Regions from separate parts of the Homo sapiens genome. Here region 2 is linked to region 1. Evidence: read pairs that join two places in POLR2A ChIA-PET (ENCODE). Cell type or tissue: CD4-positive, alpha-beta T cell. All regions are shown on one strand. Each heading gives the region's core, and the rest is flanking DNA. Links, peaks and the distances in the headings are about the cores only. Region 1 has its middle 18 kb from the start of LINC01176. Region 2 overlaps LOC124901607 (a long non-coding RNA gene).

The links. ChIA-PET counts read pairs that join two places held together with the same protein. Peaks named below come from ENCODE experiments on the same cell type or tissue, not always from the same donor. Only the 100,000 strongest peaks of a DNase experiment are listed, where the experiment ranks them.
Region 2: POLR2A ChIA-PET joins it to region 1 with 6 read pairs; 3 of 35 experiments call an interaction of 5 or more read pairs at or near these places.

The regions. Positions count from the first base shown.
Region 1 is chr7:30,370,525-30,374,921 of GRCh38, forward strand. It overlaps the pseudogene DKFZP586I1420. Among named protein-coding and RNA genes, the nearest start is that of LINC01176, 18 kb to the right of the region's middle. In CD4-positive, alpha-beta T cell, for the core only: no CTCF peak of the experiment used is centred there; no DNase peak of the experiment used is centred there.
Region 2 is chr7:30,224,895-30,229,291 of GRCh38, forward strand. It overlaps LOC124901607 (a long non-coding RNA gene), which reads left to right. Exons shown (of 3, transcript XR_007060274.1): 2 at 2,756-2,851. Among named protein-coding and RNA genes, the nearest start is that of ZNRF2, 58 kb to the right of the region's middle. In CD4-positive, alpha-beta T cell, for the core only: no CTCF peak of the experiment used is centred there; DNase peaks (open chromatin) are centred at 1,297 and 2,127.

The sequences.
Region 1 (4,397 bases), core at 181-4,180:
CTGTACAGTGAGGTACCTGTCAGGACCCCTAGTCTTGGCACTGGAAATGACAAAGTTCTCCTATTACTAAATTCTCATGCCTTCCTTTTCTGACTTAGTAGATTGAAATTGGTAGGTACTAATGATTTATGTTTGATAAACTTAAGTTCTGCTGATATCCTGTTACTGGTAATTCTGGTACCAAAATTTCAAACGGTTTGATTATTAGTAGCATTTTGAGTACCTAGGTGCATATAATACAGTTAGCAGACCCTTACAGAGTCAAAAGAGATTTTGGAATCTGGTGATACTGTTGTTTATTACACTAGCCTATTACATTTTCTTTCTTTATAATAACTGTTTATGTGAGTTTCATTGAAAATCGTGGCTCTATTGCTTTATTCATGGTTTCCACAACTCTTTTTGTAACACCTTAATTTTCTCTCTTAGGTATTTTCCTGTTAAATAAGATATCAAAAGCATCAATCACAAGACAGAGAAAACGTATTAGGAAAAACTTGTATTAGTATATTCTAAACTGAAATGGAAAAACTCATTATTCATATTTTAATAAATAAAACTCCCAAATGATCTTGCTAAATTATCCCACTATTTAGAAGTAGAAAATAAGAGAAGAGTGCTTTCAAGGAAATTTGTCATATTCTCCCTTCTATCTAGAAGTTGACAATGAATTGCAATAAAACTAAGAAATAACTGAATGCTGAAAAATACCATGAATTAATGTTATGGCTTCTTTATTTTTGTATATCCATTCCCACAAAATTGAATTTAAGATTATTAATGAAAATTCTATATTAAGTAATAATGCTTGTATTAGTAATGGGTAAAGAAGTCTTTCTTTGTTACATTAACCGTTAGTAAAAGATGTACTTTGACATTTCTGATGTAAAACCTATATGTAAATATTGTAATTTAAATATGATTGGACAGCTGTTAAGTTTTGGGGAGGGAAGCAGATGCCAGCGTTCTCTGCTGAAAAGACAAGATGGCGCTTGACGGACCACAGCAGATGGAGCTGGAGGAGGAAAAGGCAGGCAGTGGACTCTGCCAGTATTATCTGTCCAAGATTGAAGAACTCCAGGGTCAACTGCAATATAAATTGGATGGGGGAAAGCCACAAGGAACAGTTCTGAACTCCAGGTGCATTTGCAGCTGATTTTGAATGATAAGACCCAAAACCTCTGGAGGCGGCAGGTGCACGGGAATGAACTAAATGTTAAAGTGTGCCTATTACAGGAGGAGCTACAGCTGCTGCAGGAATAGGACTCCTGTGTCAGGGAAGTAGTCCAGGCCATGGGTAAGAAGAAAGTGTTGGTCAAGGTGCATCTCAAGGACAAGTTTGTCATAGATGTGGACAAAAATATCAGCATCAGTGATGTGACACCCAGTTCCTTGGTGGTTCTAAGAAATGACAGCTACACTTTGCACAAGATCCTACCCAACAAGGTGGACTCATTGGTGTCACTGATGATGGTGAAGAAAGTACCAGATTCAGCTTATGAAATGATTGGTAGACTGGATAGGCAGATCAAGAAGATCAAAGAAGTGATCGACCTGCCTGCTAAGCATCCCGAGCTCTTCAAAGCACTGGGCATTGCACAGCCCAAGGGAATGCTGCTTGGAAGAGACTGTTGGCCTGGGCTCTGGCTCATCATAGGGACTGTGTACCTTTATTCATGTCTCTGGCTCTGAATTGGTACAGAAATTCATTGGGGAATTTCTGTGATGGCAGAGAAAATGCTCATCTGTCATCTTCATGGATGAAATTGACTCTTTTGGCTCCTCAGAGCTGGAGGGGGATGCTGGAGGGAACAGTGAAGTGCAGCAGATGATGCTTCGAGGGTGGCTTTGAGGCCACCAAGAGTATCACGGTTTATCACGGCTGCTAATACGATTGATATCCTGGACTCGGCACTGCTTTGCCCAGGGCACATTGACAGAAAAATTGAATTCCCAACCTGCAATGAGTAGGCCTGGCTGGTCACTTTGAAGATTCATTCTCAGAAATGAACCTGACCCAGGGGATCAACCTGAGAAAAATTGCTGAGCTTATGCCAGGAGCATCAGGCTGAAGTGAAGGGCATGTGCACAGAAACCGGCATGTATGCCCTGAGTAGCGAGTCCATGTCACTCAGAAGGACTTTGAGGTAGTCCAAAGTCCTATCTCATGCCAAAGGACAGTGAGGAAAAACATGTCCATCAAGAAACTATGGAATTGAGGGCACATCCTTTGTGTGTATCCCTACAATAAAACTCAGTGGGACAAGCAAAAAAAAAAAAAAAAAAAAGTTTTGGGGAGGGATGATCTGCTAGTGTATAATCAATAACTTTTAACATTTAGCTTGTATTTAGTAACATTTCATTGTGTTTTGAAAAAAAGTAAAAAATCTTTTGAAGCACAATTTTCATGATGTAAAAGGTATTGAGTTTCCTAGTGTAAGAACATGAATTCTGGAAACAGTCTTAGGGACACTGGGCAAGATAGAGGCCTCCACCCCTCCCCCCCCCACCAACTTTGTTTGTAAAAGGAGATAATACTGCCTACATCAGGGTTGGTGTGAGGATTAATTAGAAGAGTACATGTATGTAAGCACCAGACACATAGTAAGCACTTAATAATGTTAGTGGCTAGTATAAACAGTAAACATATTTGTGCCCATTTATGAATAATTTTAGTATTCGCTCCAGTCATGAGGTGTAGTAGTAATATCTAAGACCTTAACTGAAATGTTTAAAGAAACCTAGGTATAACAGAGAACATTATGGGTGCTGATTTCCACTCTCACTAAAAGCCAGTGACTTTACTATATCAGCAAGTATAAAGCACTACTTGACTCTGTAGATTGTATGGACCAAGAATGTAGATATGAGACAGCTGATCTCTACGAACTGAATTTTTAGTGAGTAAAGCAAGCAAGCATGTAATAGAGAACAATAAAAGCTCTGATAGACATATGTACAAGGTGTTGTAGAGGTACAAAGGAAAGTTATTCAGACTAGGCAAGAGAGTGATTAAACTTAAGTATTGAAGAACAAATAGATCATAGCTCTAGGGGATGTGGAACATACAAAGTGGAAAGTTTGGGAAGAGTATTCCCAAGGCAAAAAGCTTAGCACATACAAACATAGGAGGAAAGCGAGACACTCTTAAAGAGTTGCTATGCTTTGGGAGGTGGAGGCGGGCGGATCACGAGATCAAGAGATTGAGACCATCCTGGCCGACACAGTGAAACCCTGTCTCTACTAAAAATACAAAAATTAGCTGGGCGTGGTGCGCGCCTGTAGTTCCAGCTACTCAGGAGGCCGAGGCAGGAGAATTGCTTGAACCCAGGAGGCAGAGGTTGCAGTGAACTGAGATTGTGCCACTGTACTCCAACCTGGCAACAGAGCGAGACTCTTGTCTCAAAAAAAAAAAAAAAAAAAAAAAAAAAAAAAAAAAAGTTGGCCAGGCACGGTGGCTCACGCCTGTAATCCTAGCACTTTGGGAGACCGAGGCAGGGTGGATCACCACCTGAGGCCAGGAGTTTGAGACCAGCCTGGCCAACATGATGAAACCCCATCTCTACTAAAAATAGAAAAATTAGCTGGGCATGGTAGTGTGCGCCTGTAGTCCCAGGTACTTGGAAGGCTGAGGCATGAGCACAGGAGGCGGAGGTTGCAGTGAGCTGAGATTGTGCCACTGCACTCTAACCTGGGCAATAGAATGAGACTCTGTCTCCAAAAAAAAAAAGTTGCTATGTCTGAAGAGGTAAACAGGTGATAAATCATGAAGAGATTTGTGTCTGAAACTGTAATTGAAGGATTTCAAACAGGAAAAAGATAATCACATTTATACTTAAGATTAGAGAGGTATGATACTGGAGGCAGAGAGACCTGTTAGAAAATTTATACTAATTCAGGCAAGATGATGAAGGGCAGAACTAAAGCAATGAAAATAGGGAAAGCAAGTACAGAAGAACAAAACTTAAAGATTTAGAGAGCAGCACTGACCCAGCTGGGACAAGTTCTAGTTGTCCATTCTATTGCCAGTGCTGCAGAGTCCAGAGGCAGCACAGTGCATCATTTGGTGAGGGAGTTCACAAGGGAGAACCAAACTAGCTTTTATAACAGACCCATTTGTGGTAACTAACCCAGTCCCTTGATAATAACCATTAATCCATGCATAGATTAATCCATTTATGGGGACATAGATAGCCTTCATGACCCAATCACCACTTAAAGGCCCTACCTCTTCGTACTGATACATTGGGGATCAAGTTTAGCACAAGTTTCAGTGGGGGCAAACATTCAAATCATAGCAGTGTCTATTAGGCTGCAGGAGGTGTCTCTACCCAAATGTCGGTAAGTATGTGATAAGTGGGATAGTTGAGCTAGTTTAACGATGTCTAGGTTGGTTG
Region 2 (4,397 bases), core at 80-4,079, 150 kb before region 1:
GGCAGTTCTCTTCATGTGGTGTGGGCTGGAGCACTAGTATGCTTGAAATGTCCAAATGGCTGGCTGTGGCTGCTGGCTGCTGCCTGGGAGCTCAGCTAGGGCTCTCAGCCAGGGGTCTTGGTTTTCTTCCAGGGGTCCTTTCTATGTCGTTGCTTGAGCTTCCTCCCAGCATGACAGCTAAATTCCAAGATGAAACATTTCAAGAGTGCAAACACATAAACTGCTAGTCTTTTCTAAGGCTTAAGCCTGAAACTAGCATAGCATCACTTTCACCACATTCCATTATTTAAAATAGATCACAAGGCAGCCCAGATTCAAGGGAGAGGAGACTACACAAGTGTATGAATACAAGGAGGCATGGAAGACCACCAAAATAAAAACCTAACAAGTAGAAATGACCCAGAGAAGAGAGAGAGGTTGCAAAGGGGTTGCAGGAAATTTGGTGGAGGGGTGAGGGATATGTTTTTATTTTAATTGTAGTGATGGTTTTACAGGCTGACTCATGTCAAGCTTATCAAATTATACACTTTAAATTTGTACAGTTTGTTGTATATCAATTATACCTCAAATACGTCTTTTTTTTAAAAGTGCAATCTACTTACAGAGTAAATATTTCAGTAAATTGTGGTATATCCATTAGGTAAAATATTTTATAGCAATTACCAGTGATAAGAACAGTGTGAAATAGCAGGAGAAATGTTTCTGATGTAAAGACAAATGAAAAAAGCAAGTATGAAATTCTGGGTACACTGAAAATTTTGTAAAAATGTGTATATGTGGGCAAGGCTAGGAAAGCATTCACAGAATGAAAATACCATCATTAGGCAGGTGGAATAGCATGGATTTTCCCCTTCAATTGTCCGCATTTTCTGCTCTGTTGCTATATTTGCTTTATAATTAATCTCTTGATCCTTCTATTTTTGCACTCATTCTCTTATCTGCAGGCCTTCCACATGGGTCAGGCCTCTTCAGCTGAGGCTCTGGCAGTGTAAATCCTGCGTCTGTCTAAAGCACTTTGTTTCTGTGTGGTTCACTCCTGATACAGGGCCACTTGTGCGAGAGTTGAGAGGGAGACAGGCAGGGCTCTTGGGGAGTGATACAGCACTTATGTGTTCGTCAATTCTAATAACAGGCTTGCTCCTTCTCCCACCTGGGGCTGTCACTCTGGCTTCCAAATCCAGACAGGTTTCTGTTTCAAAATTACTTCCTTATTAGTCATTCCCTTTCCACTTCCCTTTTCTGCCACCTTCTTATAAAACACACTGGTTCAGCAAGCTCTGTGTGTCTGAATCACTGCCAGGCCTCAGCTCCCTCCCTGGCTGCCCCAGCTGCTCCCCCACCATTTAGCAGAACCATGCAGGCATCCAGAAATGGGGAAACAGCTACAGCTGGTGTCAGCTGCAAAGTTTCTCTCCTGCCCCTCCATCTCTCCCCCTCTTTCCTGACATGTTATATTTTCACAAGAAGGGACTTGGAGAAACGTGCTATTATTCTTTTCTGGGTGACACACAATCACAAAGGCAATCTTCCTGGGAGATGGGCTTAGCAGGGCCAATGCCAGCAATAGGGAGAGAAGGGAGTTAGGCCTTTTAATCACACTCCTTTGGCTCGGTGTATCCATTTTGCCTCCCACGATGGTGCTTGCTGTCTGCTTCGGGTCAGCTCTGCCCCTCAGGGTGATGAGCAAGGAAAGACAGGTGATGGCAGGTTGACATTTACGATCTCACGAGCCAAACTGCTGCCTGCATGCCCAGAAGGATGTGAGGGTACCATGATGGAGGATTGCAAGTGAGAGCCAGAGAGGCACCTGCCAAGCCCCGTCACCTGGCTGCACACACGGTGAGGGAGGGACGAGGTGGAGAGGAATTGTGTGAAGGGAGCAGGGGCCAGCTCTGAGCCATATGTTCTGTTGGGGAGGCTTTTCAGCTATGAGCAGGCAGCCTGATACCTGTTAAATGGCTCCTCAAAGTGGCTACACTAAGACTCAACCCGGTAAGACAGAATGGCAATGTGTTGTCAACTTGATTTGTTCTTAAAATGGGACTTTTTTTTCCTTTGGGCAGAAGGCCTGTCAATTTCCAGCAGGGGCAGCGCAGTCCGCTTCCAGGGAAAACTTAGGTCCTTGCCAGCAGGTGGGGCAGGTGGCCTCCAACCGTGGTTTTTCTCCTCTCACCAGTCCTGTGTTCTCCCTCAAGGTAGCCTTTCAAAGCCATGTTTTCTCCTTCTTCTCTGCTTACACCTCCCGCTGCCTCGCTCACTGTTTTTTTTTGTTTGTTTGTTTTGAGACAGGGTCACTGTCTTTTTAACTGTCCCTTCTCTTTCCTCTTCTGCCTTTTCGTGTTCCTTTTCAGGCAAGAAAAAATGCAAACACGTGCCCATGTGCACACCCACCCAACCCACACACAAGAATTCTGGAAAGAAATAGAGTACCAAAATGTCTTCCTTTCCAGCATTTGTGATTTGCATAATTTAAAACTGCATGTCCCTAACCATTTCATTATTATATTAAATATATAGTATTTCAAAACAGTGGGGGAAAATGATCAAGTTGGACCCACAATGACTTAAAGTTATATTTATGCCTTATCCAGAAAGCTTTCTTTTCAAGAAGAAAATGAGTGACTTTAGAAAATGTATACATTGAGATTACTTTTTAAGGTTAAAAAATGCCAACAATAATGTTAAAAAGTGATGATGCTTGAAATCCTTTAGATGCTCTAAGTACTGGTAATAAACATGTTCTATTTTATTTGAGTTTTTACAGATTGAGAAACTGAAGGACAGATAAGACTCGACTCTCCTGAATCCCAGGCCCTTGCTGGGTCCCCACAAGGTGGTGAGGTCCTTGAAGGTAGGATCTGTTTTATTGAAACATCTTTGCAGCCCCTTTAGGTCTGGAACACAGTAGGGACTCAATAAATGTCTGTGGAATTTAACTATTTCCTGGAAATGACCAACAATATTAATATGTTGAACATGAGGACTTTTAGTAGGATAATTAATAATTTAATAAATATATACATTCTATATTTTCCTTATATCTTGGTAACCAAAAGGGAATTACTTGAGCTAGCAAACTGCAGCCAGTAATGGACAGCAGCAGCCACATTAAGAATGTCTTATTTTCCCAAAGGGATACGATTTTCACATATGGCATTAATTTCTGGGAGTTTGTGAGACAACTGGGACCATTTGAACAATTTTACAGAGATTTAGCTGCTTATACTGAGCTGTGTTGCTCAACCTGACTTACTCCAAAGCCTGAAAGGATGTAGTTCAGGTGTGTTTGGCAGCTGAATGAGGCCACAGTGTTTAGTGTTGGGTTAGCCCGTGATTCTCCACCAGGCTACGTGTCAGAATCACCTGTGGAACGTCTTAATCGATTCCTATTTCCAAGGTCCCTCGTTAAACCAGTTAAATCAGAATCTCAGGAGTAGGGTCTAGGCATTACATTTTTGAAGCTCTCTGGAGGGGTCTCAAAAGAGGCACAAAGAATGAGTGGTGAGAGGGGAGAGCTCCTTCTTGCTTTCTACAAGCTCCAAGTTTGCTTTTAGCCGATAGTGTTAGCCCAGTGTTGTTCAAACCTTAATGTGTACACGTATCGCCTGGGGATCTTGCTGAAATGCAGCTTCTGACTTGGTAGATCTGGCCTGCCGGTGCAGATGCAACTGGTTAGCAGGCCACCATAGGCAGCAAGGATCCAGAGCTGCACAGGCCAATATGGTGGCCACAGGACATGTGTGGCTATTGAGTGTGTGAAACATGGCTAGTCCAAGTTGCAATGTGCTGTAAGCATAAAATAAACACCAGATTTGGAAGCTTTTGTACCAAAACATAGATATATCCATAATAATTTTTATCTTGGTTACATGTCAAAATGATAATATCTTAGACATACTGAGTTAAATAAAATACACTATGAAATTAATCTCGCCTGTTCCTTCTTTTCTTGTTTTAGCGTAACTACTAGAAAATTTGACGTTATCCTAAGCAAATTAATGCAGGAACAGAAAAGCAAATACCACATGTTCTCACTTGTAAGTGGGAGCTACACATTAGCTACTTATGGATATAAAGATGGCAACAATAGACAATAGAGACTACTAGAGGTAGGAGGAAGGAAGTGGGGCAAGGGTTGAAAAACTAACTATTGGGTACTATGCTCACTATTTGGGTGATGGCATCCATTGTACCCCAAACCTCAGCATCATACAATATACCCATGTAACAAACCTGCATATGTAACCCTGGATCTAGGATAAAAGTTGAAATTATTTTTAAAAAGAAAATTAAAAATTACTTATTGACTTGCATTGACTTTCTATTGGGCAGCGCTGGTCTAGGAAACTGTTCAATGCTTGGTGGCAACTGCATAGTGGCAAGGGTGTTTAAATGGG